Linked DNA regions of Homo sapiens: region 1 is linked to region 2. The links are chromatin contacts, found by Hi-C or POLR2A ChIA-PET in ENCODE. All regions are on one chromosome and are shown on one strand. Each heading gives the region's core, a stretch centred on a gene start or an enhancer-like site at or near the end of the contact. The rest is flanking DNA. Distances are from core to core; before and after follow the strand shown.

Region 1 (4,740 bases), core at 908-3,407, 99 kb after region 2:
ACAACTCTTCTCTGTTCTATGAGCTTCCACCACCCACATTCCTATCTGGTGAGAGCCTAGAAGAACCAAATATAATGGTTCCCAGAAATCTGGGTGATGGTGTTAGTGATAGTGACCCATGTTTCTCCAACAATAACAATAACTTCATATCTGTTACCATGTTGGATTATTACCACAACCTCTTGAATTATGTGTGGTAGATATTAATGTCTCAGATTTATAGATGAAGAATTGGCACATAGGTAGGGTAAGTGATTCTGTGTTCTTTTGAAAGTTTTCTCATAGGTTTTACCATATATGTTTCTGTGAATTCAAGTCTACTGTGAAACGTACCTTTGCAAACCCACTCCTTCCCATTCTCCCCCATGTAAATAAATAGCACCTTCATCTAGCAGTTGCTTGAGTAAGAAACTTATGAGGTTTCCTTGAATTCTCTCTCTTCTTTCTCCCTACACCAAATCCATCAGCAAGTCCTGATTACTTTATTTCAAAAACGCAACCAGAATCTGTCCACTTCTTTTCATTGCAGGTATTTTTATCTATGTCATTTAGGACTAGCTCAGCCAGGACCTAGAACAGTATCTGGTATGTCATTAAGTCCTCAATAAATATTTGTAAAATGAATATTTCCACTATGATACTAGCAGTGATATTAAAAATATTTAGAAATATATATGGCAGGAACTTGGACCATCAGCAGGACTTCTGAAGTTCTTAAAGTTTCGTGCTCTGCCGGGTGCTAACACTTTGATCCCTGGGTCCTGAGGCAGTTTGGAAGTTCTGGGGGAAAGGATAAGATGGCTGAGACATCACTTAGGTATTACCTTTTCTCAAGTGTTAGGAGATACTTAATTTCTGTTAATGTGCTTATGAATTGAATGTCACAACAGAAAAAGGATTGTGTGTTCCTACATTTGGGAGATGAAGCCAACAATAGTTCACTAAATTTGAAGTATTTTTATAATTATGAACATATTAGGAAAGAAGCTAAAATACTTCTGTTATAATAAAGGCAAACTTTTACCCAAGCCAGGCAGTTTGGGAAATGCTGCTGAAAATGTATCCTCTCTCCAAGAAAAGTAACTTGAGTACTCATCTAATGACATTAAAAAAATTCCAACAGCCAATAATCACCTTGTAGCAATAGTATATAAGTGTGTATTTACCTGAGTAGTAACCAATTCTGATAAAGACTCCCTAGCCTACAAAAAAGATATTGATGTACAAAGACTAGGAATATAAATGCTTCATTAAAATAAAGAAGGAAACAGGAAGTCTGGTAAATTTTTGATACTATTTTAATTTTTAATCTATTTTATAAATTCTAAGTAGTGTCAGACAAGAGTGCATTATTGCTTCATAATTCAGTAGCTTTGTGATCTGTAGGCTGTTTACTACATCAGAAAAAAAAAGGATGGACAAGCAGAAAATCCTGTGAATCCTGAATTCTTATATTAATGTGAAAATATTACTACTCTGCTATTTGACTTGTCCTCGAATCCTTGGATTATTAATCAGTTTGAGAGGGTCCAGAGAGAGAGCCTTTCCTGTTGCAGATTTGCTTTGTCTGTTTCCGTCATCTGTATCAGATAGGAGTTAAGTTAGAAGTGAAACATGACATTCTGACAGTGAATCCAGCAGACAGATTCTTGGCTGCATTCTCTGCTACACTTGAACTTCTGCTAAGCATGTGATGAAAGAGTGTTTTCGACTGCACCAGCTGTGGAGAGGTTAATAAAACAAAAGAGGGGAAACAAAAGTGCTCACAGCAGAAAGCTTCTGGCTTTGCTGATTTTTCTGGTTACAAACAATATGTCAGAGAGCTGTAACTGCTGTGTTGGTTTGGGCTTTAAGCCATTTAAGACAAGTTGAGCTTCTGAATTAAAAGTTTAAAGAGAATAAATAAGCAGCACATCAGATGCAATGTTATGTATTTTGGTGCTGGAAATGGAAAGCTCTTACTTTGCCATAGACACTTGGAAATTAGGAAACTGGTGTGTATTTTGCTGGCATCCTTGATAGTTTCTCCCGTAAACAGAAACCTGCATAGGCTTTCAGATGTTTGAGATATGCAGAAGCAAAAGTGCTCTTGGCTTAGTGGACTGCAAGTAGTCTCTTATGCTCTCTCTCTCTCTTCCTGTGTCCAACTCCTCCAGCAAAGGACCATGGAATGTGGAACCTTGCCCAGCCTGCTGCTCAGGAGGCGATTGCTCAAGGCTGTCTTATGCAGAGGAGGTCAACAGTTGACCCATGAACCATTTAAACTGGAAGGAAGAATTAACCAATACCCTGAGAGATTGACTACAACTACTTTTTCCTGAAAGTTAGAGTGCAGAGTACAGGAGAGGAAGGCCATTTACTAATTTTCCTGCTTCCTTCACCAGTCCTCTACCTCTCCATACCTAAGGTCCTTCACTCAATATACTCAAGTCTTCTCTGCTATGTCTGCATTCCCACATGCCACGGCATATAAAAGGTAGGATAAGGAGTTCCATCACTTCACACAAGCATCTACCAGGAGGAGGAAAATAAAAACATTTTACCATCAACTTCGCCACTTGCTGTGAAACCGAAGGCTTGTTATATAAGCGTTTGGGGACATAATGAATGTGACTTACATATGTCATCTGGGAGACATGGTGTTTATATTTCTTGAGTTGAATTGGGGCAGAAAAATAATGGGCATCTAAAATGCTCAATAATTGAGAGAAACTTTAAAAGTTATTCCTCACCCTAGTTTGTCTAATATCTATCTTTATCATCTTATTTGTCAGTTCCTTGGGAAATTAAGAAATTTAGAAATTTCTACTGAAATAAAATGGATTGTTTTGGAGACTGTTTCTGAATAGTTGCAGAACTCCCCCAAAGTCCCAACACAAGTCTCATTCCTCGTTTCCTCCTGACCCCCAGTATTCTAGCTGATTCAAGTTCATGCCCACATCTTCTCTTCAGACGTGCAGTTCCTCAGAGAGTCTTCTTTGTGGCTCCTAGACTTATTATGTCAAGTACTGGAGCACCATGAACTTGCTAAGGAGCAAATGCACACGTGTTCTACACCAGAAGACAGTCAGATGCACTGATGTCTTGATTTATTGGGTTTGTAAATTTGGGTGTGATTAAGCACAGCACTGAGGAATCTGTCCTTTTAGACTGCGTTTACTGCAGGATAATGAATGTGATTTGATTTACACAAATGTGATCTGCGGAAAGGTTTGTTTAGGAGTACTCTAAGTCACAAACTGAGGTATATACTTCATATAAAGCATTAGTGAGGTCAAGGGAATAGTTGGGCAAAAGTGGGGAAGGTGTTGAGTTGGTTGGAACACTATGTGAGAAGCTAAGTTTCCCCAAATTTTGTTCAACATAAGCATACAATTATCAAATACCAATTTGATATCAAGACAATACTAATTTTTACTTCTTCTTTTCTCTCTGCCGCTAGCCTGTGAAGAAAAAACCAACACCTAGAATTTTTTCCATCCCTCACCTTTCCTTTGAGAACTCAACAACCCAAGCAACATGAACCTTTTCCCAAATACCATTTAGGAGAAGTCACTGGCAGTTTAAGAAACAGATTTTTTTAAAAAGTTCCAGGGTGAGACATCTTCCAACATAAACTTTAAATATCATTCTTAGCATCAAAGCAACAATATATTTAGTGTGAGTACTTATTTTTAATAAACTTGATTTTTTAGAGTTTATTTAAAAAATTTTTAGAATTTTATTTATTTTTGTGGTGTATATACTACATGTATGTATTTATGAGGTACTTAAGATGTTTTGATACAGGCATGCAATATGAAAAAAGCACATCATGGAGAATGGGGTATCCATCTCCTCAAGCATTTATCCTTTGAGTTACAAACAATCCAGTTAGGCTATTTATTTCAAAATGTATAATTAAGTTCTTAGTGAACTATAGTCACCCTATTGTGCTATCAAATTGTAGGTCTTATTCATCCTTTTTTTTTTTTTTTTTGAGATGGAGTCTTGCTCCATTGCCCAGGCTGGAGTGCAATGGCACGATCTTGGCTTACTGCAACCTCCTCCCTTGTTCAAGCGATTCTCCTGCCTCAGCCTCCAGAGAAGCTGGAATTATAGGTGTGCACCACCATCCCTGGCTAATTTTTGTATTTTTAGTAGAGACGAGGTTTCACCATGTTGGCAAGGCTGGTCTCGAACTCCTGACTTTAAGTGAGCCACCTGCCTCAGCCTCCCAAAGTGCTAGGATTACAGGTGTGAGCCAGTATGCCCAGCCCTTATTCATTCTTTCTATTTTCTTTTTTGTACCCATTAAGCATCCCCACCTCCCTGCCGGCCCTTCATTACCCTTCCTAGACTCTGGTAACCATCCTTCTACTCCTCTATGTTCATGAGTTCAGTTGTTTTGATTTTTGGATCCCACAAATAAGTGAGAACATGTGATGTTTGTCTTTCTGTGCCTGGCTTATTATCCTTAACATAATGATCTCCAGGACCATTGCAAATGACTGCATTTCATTCTCTTTTTATGGCTGAATAGTACTCCATTGTGTATAGGGATTACATTTTCTTTATCCATTCATCTGTTGATGGACACTTAGGTTGCTTCCAAATCTTAGCTATTGCAAACAGTGCACGACAAACATAGGAGTGCAGATATCTCTTCCATATCCTGATTTCCTTTTTTTGGGGTATACAACCAGCAGTGGGATTGCTGGATCATATGATAGCTCAATCTTTAGTTTTTTGAGGAACCTC
Region 2 (4,663 bases), core at 876-3,375:
AAATTGTCAACCTCATGTACTCTGGCTTTTCTGAGGAAAGTTCACTTTGAATTCTAGTTTCCTTGTATGACCAATCTATGTAGACATTTTTGAGTGCCTGTTGCATATTTTTTGGTGGAGATGGGGTTTCACCACATTGTCCAGGCTCAGATTTTTTTGTTTTGTTTTGGTGTTTCCATGTCCACTGTCATCTCAGCTGCAAAACACCAAAGTCAGAAGGAATGTTAATCTCCCAAGTTTTTTTGTTGTTTTTGTTTTGTTTTTTGAGACAGTCTTCACTCTGTCACCCAGGCTGGAGTGCAGTGGCACGATTTCAACTCATTGCAACCTCTGCCTCCAGAGTAGCTGGGATTACAGGCGCATGCCACCATGCCCAGCTAATTTTTGTATTTTTAGCAGAGATGGGGTTTCACCATGTTGGCCAGGCTGGTCTGGAGCTCCTGACCTCAGGTGTTGGATTGGCCTCCCAAAGTGCTGGGATTACAGGAATGAGCCACTGTACCTGGCCCCAAATCTAACCTTGAACTCTGCATCTTCCCTTACTGTTGCTCTGTGTTTGCTCCAAGTCATTAAAATGTCTCCATCCTCAGACTTTGTCGGTTTTCTGGCTGTTGTCCTCCAGCAGCTTCTGGTCAAATGCAGTGGCTCAATCACAGCCTTTTCCTGACCTCCAGGATTTTAAGTACTGTTGTGTTAGCATTTTGACCTTTACCACATTTCAGTTCTTTCTCTTATTCTGCCTGTGCTTTCAATTGTAATAGTTTCCAGAGTTCAGGTGAGCATGTTTGCTTCTCTGCAGCCTTCCTGAGACATTCTCCCACTCCCACAGCTTCCCCTGATTCCCAAGTCTATTTTGTTTTCTTTGATCAACTCTAAGCTGTACCAGACAATTTCCCAAGGAAGACCCACTTGCTCTTCAAATTTTGCGTGCCTTGAAGTGAACTTTACCATCACTAACATGTTTTTGTTAGAGGAAAAGAAAGCTGACTGTGTGGTATGCACCATACTGCATTCATTATCACTTGTTACTGCGTACCACTTTCCCAAGCCAAAGGCCTTGGCATCCTCAACTCCTACCTGCGCTGTATAGGTCTTACTACTGTCAGTCTCATCCAGATGATTTTCAAGACATGAGTCACTCCACTCCAGTTACTCATCCAGACTTCTGAGTTACAGTTATTGAAAAGTGATCATGTCCATCTCTTCATAACTTTGGTTTGTTCTGTTTGAAGTACCTCTACTTTTCTCCATCTAGATATCTCCTACTCATTCTTCAAAACTCAGTGCAAATGTAATGTCGGCTTCAGAGTGTGATTTGCCTGTGTAGCTTATATGGAATTCACTGGGGAGCCCACTGAAGCAAAAGTGCCAGGACAGAAGCAGATGTCTTCATTGTTTTATGGGGGAAAATTGTTTTATGACATTGGTTGCTGTGTGTGCTCAGAATCTTGTTGAGGACATCCCTCATGAACCCAAAAGGAGAGCTGTTTGAGCCTAGCACTTGATGTTTTCTTGCACCCATGGACAATGAGACTTGTGACTGCCTGTTTTCTTTGGCTGTAAGAGCCTCCAAATGAAAGACTCAATTTTCTTTCTGTTCTTTATTCTTTTTTTTTTTTTTTTTTTGCCTCATTGTGATTTTATTAGCGTATTCTATGTATTTCTGATAAACCACTTTAAATGCTTTAAAAAATGAATGAGAGGCCAAGCGCGATGGCTCACCCCTTAATCCCAGCACTTTGGGAGGCCAAGGCGGGCGGCTCACGAGATCAGGGAGTTTGAGACCAGCCTGGCCAACAGGGTGAAACCCTGTCTCTACTAAATACAAAAAATAGCTGGGTGTGGTGGTGGGTGCCTGTAATCCCAGCTACTCGGGAGGCTGAGGCAGGAGAATCATTTGAACCCCGGGACGTGGAGGTTGCAGTGAGACAAGATCGCGCCATTGCACTCCAGCCTGGGAGACAGGGCAAGACTCCATCTCAAAAAAAAAAAAAAACATCTAAAGAGAAATTGTAAAAAGGCTGTATTAGACTGCTGTTATAAACAAGTACTGTCAGTCTTTAACTGGATTGTTGAGGCAACAGAAGCATTACATAGACAGCTTATAAACCGTAGGAAAGTGTGGAAACATCTGCTAGGCTTACTGAGGACTAGCCCTTAATGGAGTTTGAATTTCTTTTTTTAAATGAGTTCGTTATTTAAAGAGTTGTGCTCAAGGACTATGTTAATCACAAGTACTCCTGAGAGCCACTGAGAGAGAAGAGACTATGTAGTCAAGGAATAAGGTCAGTAGCCATCACCACTCCAGGAAAAGGATGGGACAGGCTGATGGCAGAGAAGGGTACAGCATTGTCCTCCCAGCCAGGCATTTTCAGAAAGGTCAATCCATGTGCTAGAAGAACAACTTCAGCAGTAAGTCCTAGCAAAAGAGATGGCGTGGTTAAGGAGGTGACCTGGGGAGAGGCCACCAGACTCACTCAGGGCACCAGTCTGACTCACTGCTGGTGGCTTGGGATATAGAAGTATCGACACATCAGAATGTTCAGAAGGATTGGGACCAAGCCGATCCCAGGCAAAAATAAATCATGAGTTCCTTTTTGAAAACATGTTTTGACACTTCAAATATAACAGTACATCTCAATTCAAATTGCTTTATCATAAGTGAGATGTTTCAGCCAGCTCTTTTCCCAGAGTTTACAGATCATAATCTTAGTGTGTTGATAAGTTGTATTCAAATCTGGCTTTTGCTTGGGAAGGCTTACAAATACTGGGGAGGAGGATGAATCTTCCTCCTAAGGATTCTTCACCTATGTTGATGGGCAGTTTTCTAAGCTCTTCCCTACTTTGTGTAAAACATTCCTCAGAGTATTTTTTCTCCCCTTTTCCTCCTCCTCTTTCTTCCTTTCTTTTTTTTTTTTTTTGCTAAATGTTCAGTGACGGTCTTCATCACCACACTTTTAATTTGGCTTCCACAGTACCTTAGTTTTTGGAAGGAAATGTGCCAGAGAAGAGACAGAAGTGTCTTTTTGTTGTATTTTTCCATCTCTTTTGAGTTCGTTTTTTAAATATGAATTAACCAAACTGAGTGACAAAGATTGTGAAGATAGAAACCCTGGTGATCCTCCTGAGACCCTACCAATCAGTGAGGTTCTATTTGCCTTTCACTTTTTGATGATAAAGGGAGAGAAAAAAATTTTTGGTTTTTTTTTTGGTTTGTTTTTTGTTTTTTTTGAGACAGTCTCGCTGTGTCACCCAGGCTGGATTGCAGTGGCACAATCTCGGCTCACTGCAGCCTCCGCCTCCCGGGTTCAAGTGATTCTGCCTCAGCTTCCCAAGTAACTGGGACTACAGGCATGCGCCACCATGCCTGGCTAATTTTTGTATTTTTAGTAGAGACGGGGTTTCACCATATTGGCCAGGCTGGTCTCAAACTCCTGACCTCGTGATCCGCCTGCCTCGGCCTCCCAAAGTGCTGAGATTACAGGTGTGAGCCACTGTACCCAGCCAGGGAGAGAAAAAATCGTAAAGCATCAATTCAGAATGTTTTAGTTTAGAAAACCTTTATTAGGCCAATTTCAAATAAAAGAATAGGCATAGCTGTAAGTATATTCATCACAGAGCTACAATACTTTGTGTTGATGGAGAATTGAATAAAATATATGTTTACTTAATGGGATATTAGGGTGCCACTGAAATAGTATAGAAGGGCATTTGTTAATATACATGTTTTGAAAAGTAGTTGAACGTACAATAGGATAGCATTTTCTAGAAAAAGAAAAGGAGGAAATACTAAAATAATATAGAATATAAAGGGGCCGAGAGTGGTGGCTCATGCCTGTAATCCTAGCACTTTGGGAGGCCAAGGTGGGCGCGGATCACCTGAGGTCAGGAGTTCAAGACCAGCCTGGCCAACATGGTGAAACCCCATCTCTACCAAAAATACAAAAATTAGCTAGGCATGGTGGCAGGCGCCTGTAATCCCAGCTACTCGGGAGGCTGAGGTGGGAGAATCTCTTGAACCCAGGAGGCAGAGGTTGCAGTGAGCCAAGATCGCACATTGCGCTCCAGCCTGGGCAACAGAGGGAGACTCAGTCTCAAAAAAAAAAAAAAAAAAAAAAAAAAAAAAAAAAAAAAAAGAATATAAAGGTACATGCTGGCAGAGAAGACAGGTTGGAAGGGTATACATCAAGGTGTTAATGTTTCTAGGAAGGTTTTCCATTTGCTTGTTTTCTTTTTCCTCTAATCAACATGTATTGCTTTTGAAGTAAAATATTTATTTTTATTTTTTAAAGGAAAGTTTACTTGGAAGAAACCCAAGCAGGCACTGAGAAAGAAGGCCAAATGCCAATAAAACATTTTAAATTAAATGAAATAAAGATACAGTACATTCTTGGGGTTAATTTTGAGTGCCATTAATAATCTTTTTAAAAATTTATGTTTTGTGAATCAAGTGAGTTTATATACTTGTCTGTACTTTAAGTTGTAAAAACAAAACTGCTTAAAACGAATGAATTCATGCCTAGCCAGCAGAGGGCAGTAAGAAACTGATGCCAGCTGAGGGACAGGTCAGTGAAAAACAGGAAGACAAGGTAAGAAGCAGGGACTATAGCAGGTTCACCCTAGGAAAAGATTCTTATCGCATTCTGTGAAGATTTTGAGAATT

Evidence for each region. Hi-C counts contacts between places; a loop is a spot of excess contacts on that map. ChIA-PET counts read pairs that join two places held with the same protein, here RNA polymerase II (POLR2A).
Region 1: a map of astrocyte of the cerebellum shows a loop between it and region 2 (5-fold over the local background). The contact joins two enhancer-like sites. A Hi-C loop is called at or near these places in 2 of 168 maps with a recorded cell type or tissue (Caco-2 and astrocyte of the cerebellum). POLR2A ChIA-PET finds 5 or more read pairs at or near these places in 7 of 52 experiments (AG04450, H1, HEK293 and 4 more).

Annotation. Positions count from the first base shown.
Region 1 is chr6:132,917,499-132,922,238 of GRCh38, forward strand. It overlaps LOC105378008 (a long non-coding RNA gene), which reads left to right. Exons shown (of 8, transcript XR_001744346.1): 3 at 2,157-2,476; 4 at 3,443-3,660. Among named protein-coding and RNA genes, the nearest start is that of SNORA33, 100 kb to the left of the region's middle. Within about 2 kb of position 2,158, at least 4 of the 41 ENCODE cell types and tissues checked have a DNase peak (open chromatin) inside an H3K27ac peak, as active enhancers do.
Region 2 is chr6:132,818,625-132,823,287 of GRCh38, forward strand. No RefSeq gene overlaps it. Among named protein-coding and RNA genes, the nearest start is that of SNORA33, 3.7 kb to the left of the region's middle. RefSeq lists enhancers at 875-924, 2,194-2,263. Within about 2 kb of position 2,126, at least 2 of the 41 ENCODE cell types and tissues checked have a DNase peak (open chromatin) inside an H3K27ac peak, as active enhancers do.